2 separate regions of the Homo sapiens genome follow, and region 1 is linked to region 2. The links are chromatin contacts, found by Hi-C or POLR2A ChIA-PET in ENCODE. All regions are on one chromosome and are shown on one strand. Each heading gives the region's core, a stretch centred on a gene start or an enhancer-like site at or near the end of the contact. The rest is flanking DNA. Distances are from core to core; before and after follow the strand shown. Region 1 overlaps ZBTB7C (zinc finger and BTB domain containing 7C). Region 2 overlaps ZBTB7C (zinc finger and BTB domain containing 7C).

Region 1 (5,888 bases), core at 1,338-3,837, 100 kb before region 2:
CATCGGCCAATGGAAAGTGAGTAGTATTTTATACATGGCAAGGACACAGCCAAGAAAATGAAATGATCAGTTTTGTGTGTATCCCACTTTACTTTTCGAGTGCTTTCCTTCACAGACAAGCTCTAACTGAATCCTCACAAAGATCCTACAAGGCAGGATTTGCCCATTAGACAGACTGGAAAACTGATGCCTCAAAAGAAAAGGGGCGCATTGTGGGTTAGTGAAGACACCTAAAGAACAAAAAAGCGGAGCTCCATGGGACTGTTGTATTTCACCCTCCTCTTGGCTGCCAGCATCTTAGTACTAAGTCTATCGCCATGCCGTGTCACGTGGGCAGGTCTTCTTGGCATTCATCTTGAACATGACCCAAATCCTGGCTCCATCTTCCCTCTTACTTTTCCTTTGCCCCATTTTTCTTCCTTATTTTTTATGTATGTTTACCTTGCCCTGTAGGCGCATTTGTAAGCTGGCTCAAATCCTTTTGGGAACAAGGTGGGTTATAAATGCACACGTTCCTACACAGGATGTTGTTAGTCATTTCATAAGGTCTCTTGTGGAGGAGATTAGCCAATAGCTTCTTTTGTAACCTTAGGCACACCCTCCTTCCATAAGGGTCAAGTGAGAGTATGGGTCTATAGGGTCTGTGAGGGGCCCAGCAACTTTGACAGGCTGAGTATTCTTCTATTTCCAACCCGGTTAGAGTCACACAGTACAGTTTGAGATAAAGTAAGATCTAAAAATCTGGTTTTTCTAGTCTAACCCTAGATTGGTTTGCACTAAACTAGTGGTAGTTCTCAGCCTGCCCAGAGGAGTGAAATATAGAATGCAGGCACATCCCCTTCCTGCAATGAGATGACCACACCACACAAATGTCATAGCACTGAGAAGGAAATCGTTTACATTTCAAAGAAATAAAACCCTATATAACATGTAAAGAATATTAGAGTTGGCCGGGCGCGGTGGCTCACGCCTGTAATCCCAGCACTTTGGGAGGCTGAGGCGGGCAGATCATGAGGTCAGGAGATTGCGACCATCCTGGCTAATGCGGTGAAACCCCGTCTCTACTAAAAAAAAAAAAATACAAAAAATTAGCCGGGTGTAGTGGCGGGCACCTGTAGTCCCAGCTACTCGGGAGGCTGAGGCAGGAGAATGGCGTGAACCCGGGGGGCGGAGCTTGCAGTGAGCCAAGATTGCACCACTGCACTCCAGCCTGGGCGATAGAGTGAGACTCTGTCTCAAAAAAAAAAAAAAAAAAAAAAAAAAAGAATATTACAGTTACAGGGAATCCTCATTTATTTGGCTACCTCTTGTATCTGGGACAGAGCCAAGCACCCGAGAGAAAAATAAAACAATTTTTGTTTGGAACATAGGACAAATGTTCCTGTGACAAAAGAGGTCAGAGAATACATACCCCAGCACACTTCCTTGGGGCCCATGTCACATGGGGCCTATTTGCTCCTATTTCATGCACAATTTTAACATTTAGTTTTCTAGTTTCCAAGCCTACATGGGACCAGATGGCAAATGAGAATATAGGGTAAGGGACTGCTAATGAGAATTCAGTTATGCACCAGCTCTTCCCACATTTGGTGGCTCTAGGAGGCAGCACTGGGTGAGGATTGGCATTGCTGGTGAGAGTTTCTCTGGGTTCCTATTATGCAGACTTGACTTCTTCAGATCTTTTAAACAATTCCCATAAAGAGACTAGGACTTGAGCATTTAGCAGTGGCAATATAGCTCAGAGTGTGACTCATTTAATCAGAGGACACAGATGCCAGCCAGGGGCACTTGCAGGTGAGACTTCAAATGAGGCAGTGGGAAAGGTTGGGATGGAGGGTGAGGGCGAGTGCATTATGGGATGATGCTCACTATAAAATGGCTAGTGAAGAACACAGGGTAAAAAAACTGCCTTTATAATAGAGTCCTAGACACATCAAGTTTTCCATAAGGTGTCTATATTGCTTTCAAGACTTAAGAAGCACAAAGTTTTATTTTCTAAAATGAAAGGAAATGCCAGACCCAAAGGGACTGTTAAGTCGGGAGAGGGAACCCTTAAAGAATTGAACAGGGCAGATTTTGGAGACTGCCATGAAAGAACGGCAGCTATAGGCTTGGTCTTGCTTTTGGTATACAGTCAATGGCTACAATCCTCTGGGGTTCCCCTGCTCTCCCTGGTTACAGCTCGGGCCTTGTCCTGTGCCAGAGAACAGTCCCAGGGCTGTGCCCCTGCCTGCAGAGCACTCCTCCCCCGCTCAGGTATCCCTAAGGCTCTGGATCATCTGTGAGAGCTGGGGTCTATCCTCAGACTGCTTCCTCCTGCCTTGATTGACCTCCTGGCCATTCAGATCCTTGATTGACCTCCTGGCCATTCAGATCGATTCCTGACCCCTGGTCACGCCTGTCTGTCAGGACCCCAGGTGACAGGGTCGCAAGCCCAGAATTGTGCCCAGCCCTAACCCCTGCTTGCTTACTGGGTACATGGGCAGTGTGTTCTGCTGCCAGAGGCCTCTCAGACTCTGCATCCAGCTGTGGCCTTTGGACTTGACATAGCTTTCAGAGACCTCCCTTTCCGAGTTTCCCAGCCATGACCCTGAGCCACAGCCATCACCCTGTCCACTAGTCACTTCCTGACCCTTTCCTCAGAGCTGGCTGTTCCTACAGCCTCCTAGGCCCTGGGGCTTCCAGAACCAAGTTCAAAACCCTGAGAGGGGAAGGACTGAGGGAACCACCATTTTCACAGAGTGTGTGTATTCCCATATTTACTCGAACCTGTCAAGAACATTTCATGAGGCCAGGAGCTTTGACCTCAAAGAACACAGCCAAATTCCAAAAAGATATAGTCATACCTCTGAGTGTATCCTGGAGTGTGTGGCTCAGGGTGGACCAATTCACAGTCCTATGGCCAGTGGCCAGTGCCCCTCTTTTGTAAGACTTTTGAAATTGTAGCAATATTTTTGGATCATTCATCAACATCTTGGTACTGCCTGACATATATAGCCCATGTTTCATCCATGTTTTCTTTTCTTCCCTTCTTCCTTGCTTCCCTTTTTCCCTTTGGACCATGGCAGGAAGCTCCCTGGGTCTTTCTCATGCCCTAATCATCATGCAGACCCCAACAAGGAAGGTTGTACCTTGTACCTTTGTGCCCTGAATTACCCAGGGAGAGGCAGAGAAACAGAAAGAGAGTGGGTGCAATCTAGCTCCTCTCCCTCTATTAGCTGACCTCAGGCAGATCCTCTAAACTTCCTTGTACCTCAGTACCCCATCTGTAAAATGGGCATGCTAATCCTCACCCTAAAAGCTTGTGGTAATGGTGAAATTAAGAAAATGACTATAAAGCCTTTTATATGTTGCCTGGCTCATATTAGATGCTCAGTAACATCTAATGAACAATTAGCCTGGATAATTTCAACTGTATGTGCCTCCCTATGCCTTTAAAGGCAAAGGGAAGAGGAGAGTTTTGATATTCAGAGTCCAGCCCTTTTGTGGAAGACAAAGATGGGGTTGATTCTGACATCCCAACATCACTGCTCTCAAAGGGCATATCTTGCCCAGGCACCAGAAGCCCCAGCTGGGAACCCACCCTGCCTGGCTTCGGGTACCCATTGTTCCACTCAACAGCTGTGTGCTTTGGGGACAGTGACTTAACATCCCTGGGCCTGCATTTCCTCCCTTGTGAAATGGAAGTTATAGTGCTGTCCAAACCACCAGATGAGAAGTAAACAAGATAATACTTGCAAAGCGCTTAGCACAGTGCCTGACACCCACTAAGTGCTCAATAAGGGCTCATCGTGATTATTTTCAAGTGTGTGTCCCATCTTATGCAAGAGACAGCTCTGGAAAAGTTGCGAAACCAAATCCCGTTTTCCCACTAACTGACTTCATCACTGCACCAAGACTTTATCTTTGCCTCTGATCATCTGTGGAGGGCAGTGACTCTGAACACCTCAGCACCAGGCTTCCTGCCTCCTCCCAGCTCCATGATCTCCTTCTCATGCAATGGAAAAATAAGAAATGTAGGTGGCATGAATAATGATTCTTTATGATACCTATTTGTTAAATGTAGATTTGTTTGTTCTATTCATGTATCAATCATCTGTTCTATCTATCATCTGTCCATCAATCATCTATCTGAGAAATGCCACCTATGATTATTTTATCTTTCCCTACCATAGGTAAAACAATATATAATTCATACAACGAACAAATTATAGTTCTAGTCAACAACCTGCCTTTCACCTGGATTTTTTTTTTAACATTTTAGAGGTCATAAACTTTCTTGAAAATTTGATGAATACTAATGGGCTGTCTCCCAGAAAAAGGATCATACTTACATACTTGTACAGTTTTGCATATGGTTTAGCTGGGGATTTAAGGATTCTCTGAAGCCCACCAGAGACACTGTTAAGGACCCTGTGGAAGCCAGAGCCCAGCTCTCCTATGTAAACACCCTGTGTCCCAGTAGTAGCACATGGCTGATTAGGTGTGCACTGAAGCCCTCCCCACCATATTCAGACTCCTAAGACTGGCAGGCCAACTCACCCCCTTGCCCACTGTCAACTGGTCCCACCCATCCTCCTACAGTGTCCTCCCTCCTGTGACAGGGCTGGCTGGCCTGTGTCCCTCCCCTTGGCTGTCACTCACCTTTGTCCCACTGCTTCCCCACCCGCATATCTACATCTGACCTACAGTGCGAGTATGGAATGACATCTGACTGATCAGAGCAGGCCCAGGGAGGATGTGGAGCTCGAGCAGAGAGAAGAGAGGCCCAGTTGTCAAGGCAGAGAAACCACGAAAAGCATGGAAACGTGAGCTCCTAGTTCAGGGGGTGAAGTCACAGCTGGCAGGGAGATTGGAACAGAGAGAGAATGTGTTTCAAGCTTGATTTTTCCCTCCTGTCTGATTGGAGATTGAAGAACTCAGCAGTGGCAAAACGCCCTGGCCCATGAACAAGAACTCCCTGGGTTCTGGTCTTAGTTCTGGCATTGACTAGGTGTGTAGCTCTGGGCAGGTCACAGGTCGCTTCGACAATCCAGCCTCCGTTTCCTTATCTTTAGAGTGAGGAGACTGAAATGCTGGCAGCGCTGTGGTGAGACGGACTCTTTTGAACAGTGCAGGTGTCAGCCTAAGTGGAAAATGCAATTTAGTGCTATATGTTAGGCACCATGAACATGTTCATACCCCCTTTCATCCTTCTAAGAATCTCATCTAAGGCAGTCATTCAAAATATGAGGGCAGTATGTCTAAGGATGCTCATCCTAATGTTAGCTATAATACGGAAAAGGTCCCGGTGTCCCAGAGTAGAGGAGCGGTTAAGTATGTCATGCCGTGTCCACTGGTGACATTTTATGCAGCTATTAAAAGGAATCACTGTGGTGAACATGCTTCAGATGCAATCCAGCAGTTGAAAACCTCCTCCTGCTCCCATCCTCCAGCCACAACACACCTGAAGGAGGGCACTGATTCTCAACCAGGGGCCACTAACCAGCAAGGCCACACCGATCAGTTACCAGTTGTCACTGCTTCTTCCATATCGGCAGCATGCATCCTTAGAGATCTGTGAAAAATGCAGATTTGGAGTTCAGATTCTGACTCAGTGGCTCTGAGCTGGGGCCCAGGAGTCTGCATTGTAAGCATCTGTCCAGGAGATTCTGGCAGAGGATTTGAAATCCACGTACTGAGAAATGCCACCATGCTTCAGTCCTTGCACAGCATGTCCTTAGATGGCACAATCCAGGCTGTTGCACCCCTTCTTTTCATCAGTGAGATGTAAAGTCTTTATCAGGGACTTCAAATTTGCATTTGTCCTAGAACTCACTGCTAGGTAAATCTGCTAACTATGCGAGACAGAGAGCTACTTATTCTCTGCTTTGAGATTCCCGGAAACA
Region 2 (6,500 bases), core at 427-2,926:
CTAAATTTTCAGTGGTTTAATAAGGTTTAATAAGCCTCCCAAGAAGTTTTCTGGCTCAGGAAATCGCCTGTAATAAACACAAGTAGTAAATCCTTTATTTTGAACATGAAAGAGGTGTGCAACTTTTCTTAAAAGAAAACAAGTCTCCCCCCACTGCCCCCTAGAAAATAAAGGATGAAAAAATAATTAAAGAACAACAGCTTGAAGGGGCACCATTTGATTTGCCTGCCGCAGACTTCCATGGCCAACCCGGCCAGGGTGCCAGCCATCTGCGGTGGCACTCCTCTCCATTGGTGTGTCCCGCCAGCTCTTGACCCTGCAGTTGCACCCTAGCAAACTGAAACGAGCCCTCACTTTGTGACTGAGGCCAGGCAGCCCCGTAGGGAACCCACTTTTTCTGTCTTTCTTGCAAGTCCCCTGCATGGTGCATTAGCAAAAGCAATGGCCTCAGGGAAGATGCGAGCGCCCCCACTCTCATCCCATCACTTTGTGACCTTAGCCTCACCTTCACTTTAGTTTCCTCATCTGTCAAATAGGCATAATTCCGCCTGGCCTGCCACCAAAGAGGTCAAAGTGCTTTGAAAGGTAAAAGGCTCCAAGCCACCCCTTGGATGAGGGGATGAGGGCAGTGGTCCTGGCACATCCACTTCAGATTGCCCCAGAGGCCTCAGGCAGCCTCTACATAGACGAAGGGGGTCCTCTAGGTGTGACTGAGCAGCTCTGACACTCATGTACCCTCAGCCTGAATCCCACACCCATTTCTATCCCCAAAGCCCAGGTGTGAGGCTTCCCCTCATTCTTCCTCACCCATCTGCCCATCCCTTGGGCTACGCTCTTCGGTACCCTTCAAGTCCAGCCTAGAGAAGCGCACCCTGGCTTTTGCCCTACTCTAAACCTCTATGGGGATCTTAGACCTTGTTCTGATAAAATCAAACCAATGCTGGTGTAGAGGAGATGGAGAAAGGGTTGAAGAGGTGGCGATGATGTTGGGGCTGGAGGTCAACAGGGGATACAGCCTCATACAGGGGGCAGAGCCTAGGTGACCAGCAGGAGGTTTGGGACCTCTGTCACTTACACAGTTCTGTGACCTTGGGCAAATCAATTCACCAGCAGGAGCTTAGGTTTCTCGTTGGCAAAATAGGCAAAATAATTCCTTATGTACACAGGGATCCTAGGAAAACATGAAGAAAAATGCCTGTGAACAAGCTTTCCTGAAAGTAAAGCTCAACAGGCATGTGGCATTGTTAACCCAGGGGGTTTCAGCAGAGAACCATGAAGCAGAGACTTGAGTGACTGGTTGCAGAAAAAAAACTCAGACCTTAGATGTAGGGGCAGAGAAAATCTGTCTGTGACTGGGATGAGAACCCAGGGGTGCCTGCTTCCTGGGTCTGGCCTCTTCTGGGCCCTTGCTTGTCTTGTCAAGGGGGCTGGACATTGCAGGGAAAGAGGAGGGGGTGCACAATTGTGTGAGGTGGGAAGGGCCTGCATTCCAGCTGTAAGGGAACACCTGGATGGCCATTGCCCTTAGCAGAGGAAGAAAGCTCAGAGCAAATCGCACAGAAACCCTGAGGGGCTGAGTGGGCCAGGCTCAGCTGGGGACTGCGGGCTCTAGGCGTGTCCTGGCAGGGTGGCAGAGCAGGTGGGGCCGGCTTTACCCAGTGTGGGCGCTCTGCCTGGGGTGCTCGTGGCGGGCAGGGCACAGGCTAAAAGTTGAAGTAGCCCTGCCCAGCCTCCCAGCCCACATGTCTGGTTCCAGCCTCTGGGGCAGCCAAGGCCCAGGGGCATTCCAGGGCCAAGGGGTGTGACCACCTTGCTTGGGGAAACTGCCAAGGGCTGGGTGGGTGTGCCCAGCAGAGATCTAGGGCTGGCCAGCTGCTTGGGCCAGGTCTCCCACCCTTTATCCTGCCCTAACCCACCACCCCTTTGTGGATTTCAGTGCCTACAGACCACGAGTAAAGACCTGCTCAAAGAACGCAGGTAGCCGCTGCCCAACCTCATTCCCACATCTGGAGAGGAAATCCACATCCCTTCTCACCCCATGCAGCACACCTCCCACCCCCACCTCAGCCACTAATTCCACCAGGTGGCTGTGAAGCTCCAGGCCTGGGCATGGGAGGAGGTGGAGGCTGGAGACTGGGTGGGGACAGCTTCCGGGATAGTGGGAGTCGGCTGGCTGGGGCCAGCTTGCCCTGGGGATTTGGCAGATGGAACCACCATCCTGAGCCCAGATTTGCTGAGCTGAGCAGGATTCAGGGAGGCACCAGACTTGTGGATCATAGCAATAGAATTGCACCAACAGTTCTATTCTTGAAGGGCAGGAAAGCAATGGGACTCAAGCAGAAATCCAGTTCCCACCCTGCTGTTTTCTAGCTGCGTGACTTGGAGCAGGTCACTTAGCCTCTCTGATTACCATAACAGGGATCATAATACCAGCAGAAGAATGAAATGAATTAATATAAGCACCTTATGAATGATAGGGCTCTGTTCAAATGTCAGGTATCCCACGGCAGAGGGCTGGGGCCATCCCACTGCCTTTTGTGATTTCAAAGCTATCCCCTTTGTTTATTTGAACCAATCTCATTCATACAGTGTCTACCATGTTCCTACTTGCTGGCATCCTGGGAGTAATGCAGAAATACAAGAAATAGACCCTGCCTTGAAGCAGGTGATCTCACTGGGGGAATGGGACTTCCAAATAACCCAAGTGTGCCTGGAACCTCAGGCTGACTCATTCCACTCACATACCACTCGGCGAGATCCATGCAATTACTTCCCCATTTCCTAGATAAGGAAACTGAGGCAGCAGAAGTATATAATTTGCCTACACCAGCACTTCATGTTCCTAGTAAAACTAAGACTAGAACACGAGTCCTTTACTAGCCAGGCAGGCTTGCACCTAGTTGGGGGCACTGTGGTCTAACAGAGGGGACACAGGCTTGGGCATTAACCTATTTATGCAAGAGGTTGAGAATCTTTTTGTGAAAAATCAGACTTTGGCGATGACCTTGAGCAGTAGGCTATAAATAACTCCCACAAGCTTAGTGTTCCAATAATGGAACACTAGGCATAAATGGGTTAAAACATCCTAGTTCTAATTCTAGCTCTGACACTGATTTGCCATGTGGCCTGGGGCATGGGCTTCGTTCTGTGCCTAATTTTCTCATCTGTAAAATGGACGTAAAATTTGTACCAGCCTTGCCAAGCTCTTTGGGTTAGAAGTACCTGAGACAAGGAGGTATGAAAAAACCTTAGAAGATGGTGATGCTCCGAACAGATGCCAGGGGAGAGCCCTGGGAGCCTGTAAGGACCCTTCTCAGGGAGTGTCTTCAATAGCGTAGATCTCTGCAAAACTGTGCAGAAGGCAAATTGGTTTCTGTTATGGCCCCATCCCTGCAAAAACACCCATAAGATGTCTGCATCCTTCCTGGACTTCACAATTGCTAGCATTGGTTGAGCACTGACTACATATCAGGAGGCAATTTGTGTGCATTACCTCATTTGATCCTCATGGCAACTCATCCTCATTGTACAGATGAGGAAACCCAGCTCAAGGAGGGTAATTACCAAGTCCCACAGGTCATGGGGTGGTGAAGCGAAGATGTCAGCCCAGGCTATCTGAGAGCGGGGACCTCACCCTCAACCTCCTCAGTCAACTCCAGGCACAGTGTCAGCACCAGCTGAGGACAATTTGTTTGATCCCACTTGGGGAATCCAGGTTAAGCCTATTTTCAGAAGGGATTTAAAGCTCTCCAGATCCATTCCGGATTCAAATGATGTAGAGCATGTTCTTCCTGCCCCCTCTGCCCAACAAAATGCTTTCTACTCTTCACAGCTCAGACAAGGCCCCTGTTCCTAGAAGCCTTCCCTGACCCCCAGCCCACAGGGATCGGTACCTTTCTGCCCATACCACTCATTTGCACTCCATACTCCTTAGTCACCTGGCAAGCTTGGGTCTCAGCCCCCTCTGCTCATCTTTCCAGGCTGGCTCTGATTAAACCCCTAGACTAAGAGTCAGCCTCCCAGGGGAAGGGTCCAAATCCCCCTGCCCTTGAATTGGACTTCCCAGGGGGCAGCATGGTGAAGGGGAACAAATATGAGCTTTGGCATCAAACGCAGCTGGGTTCAAATCCTGGCTCAGACATTGGCTGGCTGGGTGGCAATGGGCAAGCTACCTGCCCTCTCCATACCTGTTTTATTATCTGTAAATTGGAGGTGCTGATAAAAATCTATATCTTTCAGAGTTGTGTTGCTTGAGAAAGGATTAGAGGTGTGATGACTGACGTGACAAGTGGCATTCAATAAATGGTAGCTATTATTGCAAAAGCTCACTAGCTTGCTGGCCCCTTGGTAGGGAGAGAGGGGAGCACAGTCTCTCTCTGAGAGGACAGATGCTCTCATTTTACAGTTGAACAAACTGAGGCCCAGAGAGGGAAGTGCCATTTTTTCAGACAGGGTTGCTTGGACTTACCCGGGTTCTAGAACCTTCCACTGAAGGCAGAGGCCCAGGGGATGTCCTCTGGAATAGTGGCCACATCTAAGAAGGTTTCAACCCGCCTGCATTCTTCTTTAACCTCTTTCTTCCATTTCTGAGCTCCTCATCTCCTCTTCCCATCTTTCTCCTTTATTTTCATCTCTATTTTTTTTCTAGCTCCTTCCTACCAAAGGTTCATACTTCACATCAAGCCTCTTCTAGCTGTTGAGTGTTTTGTTTTGTTTCTCATGTGTGTCTGTGTGTGTGTGTGTGTGGAATTTTTTTCCTTGTGCATGTTATTCTTGGAGACAGAACTGCCTTAGCTTAGAAGATGGGAGGCAAAGGGATGGAAGGCATGGGGGCAGGAGCATGACATCCCCTTTGGGACACTGCTGTCTACTGGCCCACCAGGGCATGGGAATCTTAGGGTCACCAGGGAAGCTCCCAGCATGCAGGGTGGGGACACTTCTTCCCAAAAAGACAATGAAACAGCAAGTGGCAGCCCTCACCTCCTGACCGCAGCTCACCCCTCCCAATCCCTGCCACTGAGGTTAGTCTCCTGCCTGGAAAAACAGCCTTGAGCTACCATGGTTACATCTGTTTCTCCAGGAATGGAACAAAGGCCACAAACCAAGGCGCAGTGAGAAGTCACTGCTGGGAAAACCAGCCTTCAAGTCCAGGGTCACAGGGTGGGTTCTGTCCCCATCGTCAGATCCACTTTGCGCTTCTGGCTCCTCATGGTCATGATGTTATCAGATTTCTCGTAACCATCCTATCACATGATGAGACAGAAGTCCAGAGAAGTGGAAGGGCCTCCCAAAGTCACACAGCTGTGGTTTCCTGATTGTGAGTCGCAAGTAGACATTGCTCTCAAAGCACAGAAGATCCACACTTAGCACAGGACAACCACACGCCATTTCTCAGAGTGCTCGGATGGTTATCACAGTGGGACGCTGATCACCAACACGTGGACTAACGGGTTCCAGCTCTTCTATTTTAAAAGGCAGAGTAAAGTTTAAGGAATGGTGGGAATTTTCCCTGAAAAGCATTTTAAAACATTTTCATCTCTAAAGGAATAAGCCCTTAGCAAGCAAGAAAACTTGGCTCTCCATAGAGAACTAATTTCCTGGGGTTTTACTGACTTTGGCTTTTTACTTAACAGTGGAAGGGTCGTTTCATTTACACACAGTCTTTTCAGATGGGAAGACCCCTTTGAGGGTCAGGACCCTGCTACCTACAGGGTGGCTTTGTGAGAATTAGAAAAAGGTGTCACTTCCTCAATACATTTGCTTCCATCTATCAAAACATTGTTGTAATACACGGATTTTGTTAAGGTGAGACATTTAACTGCCATCTGCCAGAAAATTATGATAAATATCACAAATCTATAGTGTCTGTGAAATGATGTCACTGGATTATTATCTATTACTGCATAACAACACAAAAATGTAGTGGCTTAAAGTGAGAATAAACATTTATTGCCTCATAGTTTCTGTGGATCAGGAATTTAGGAGATGCTCAACTGAGCAGTCCTGGTTCAGTGTCTTTCATGAGGTTGCAATCAAGATGTCAGCCAGGGCTGCTGTCGTCGGGAGTCCTGACTGGGGCTGGAGGATCCACTCTCAAGGTGGCTCACCCATTCAACTAGCAAGTTGGCATTGGCTGTTGGCAGAAGGCCTCAATCCTCTGCCATGGGGACCTCTCCCTAGGGCTGCTTGAGCATCCTCACAACATGGCAGCTAAGGACAGCCCTTGCCATAGACCTTCCACCAACTTTGTGTCAGGACTGTGCTAAGCATTTAATGATATGATCTGCCCTCAAGCAGCTTACAATCTAGCAGAGACACCAATCATTACAGTTCAAGGCAGAGTCAAATAAATGGCAAGAATCAGGAGACCGAAGGCTGGAGAGATGGAGCCTCTGAATTGAGGGATGGGGAAAGGGTTGTCTAAGTGAGACCTTGAAGTGTGGATGGGATGTGGACCCCCGGAAGTGCGAGATCAGTTGTAATCTCCAGCCAAGAGTTCA

Evidence for each region. A loop is a pair of places that touch in the nucleus more often than their neighbours do. ChIA-PET counts read pairs that join two places held with the same protein, here RNA polymerase II (POLR2A). Pooled maps may share reads with other maps.
Region 1: a map of DLD1 shows a loop between it and region 2 (4-fold over the local background). The contact joins two enhancer-like sites. A Hi-C loop is called at or near these places in 9 of 168 maps with a recorded cell type or tissue (DLD1, MCF 10A, Right ventricle myocardium inferior and 5 more) and 8 of 50 pooled maps. POLR2A ChIA-PET finds 5 or more read pairs at or near these places in 5 of 52 experiments (RWPE1, SK-N-SH, WTC11 and 1 more).

The regions. Positions count from the first base shown.
Region 1 is chr18:48,150,695-48,156,582 of GRCh38, reverse strand. The region is part of intron 3 of ZBTB7C (zinc finger and BTB domain containing 7C); the gene reads left to right. Among named protein-coding and RNA genes, the nearest start is that of ZBTB7C-AS1, 9.1 kb to the left of the region's middle. Within about 2 kb of position 2,587, at least 7 of the 41 ENCODE cell types and tissues checked have a DNase peak (open chromatin) inside an H3K27ac peak, as active enhancers do.
Region 2 is chr18:48,045,584-48,052,083 of GRCh38, reverse strand. The region is part of intron 3 of ZBTB7C (zinc finger and BTB domain containing 7C); the gene reads left to right. Among named protein-coding and RNA genes, the nearest start is that of ZBTB7C-AS1, 110 kb to the left of the region's middle. Within about 2 kb of position 1,676, at least 2 of the 41 ENCODE cell types and tissues checked have a DNase peak (open chromatin) inside an H3K27ac peak, as active enhancers do.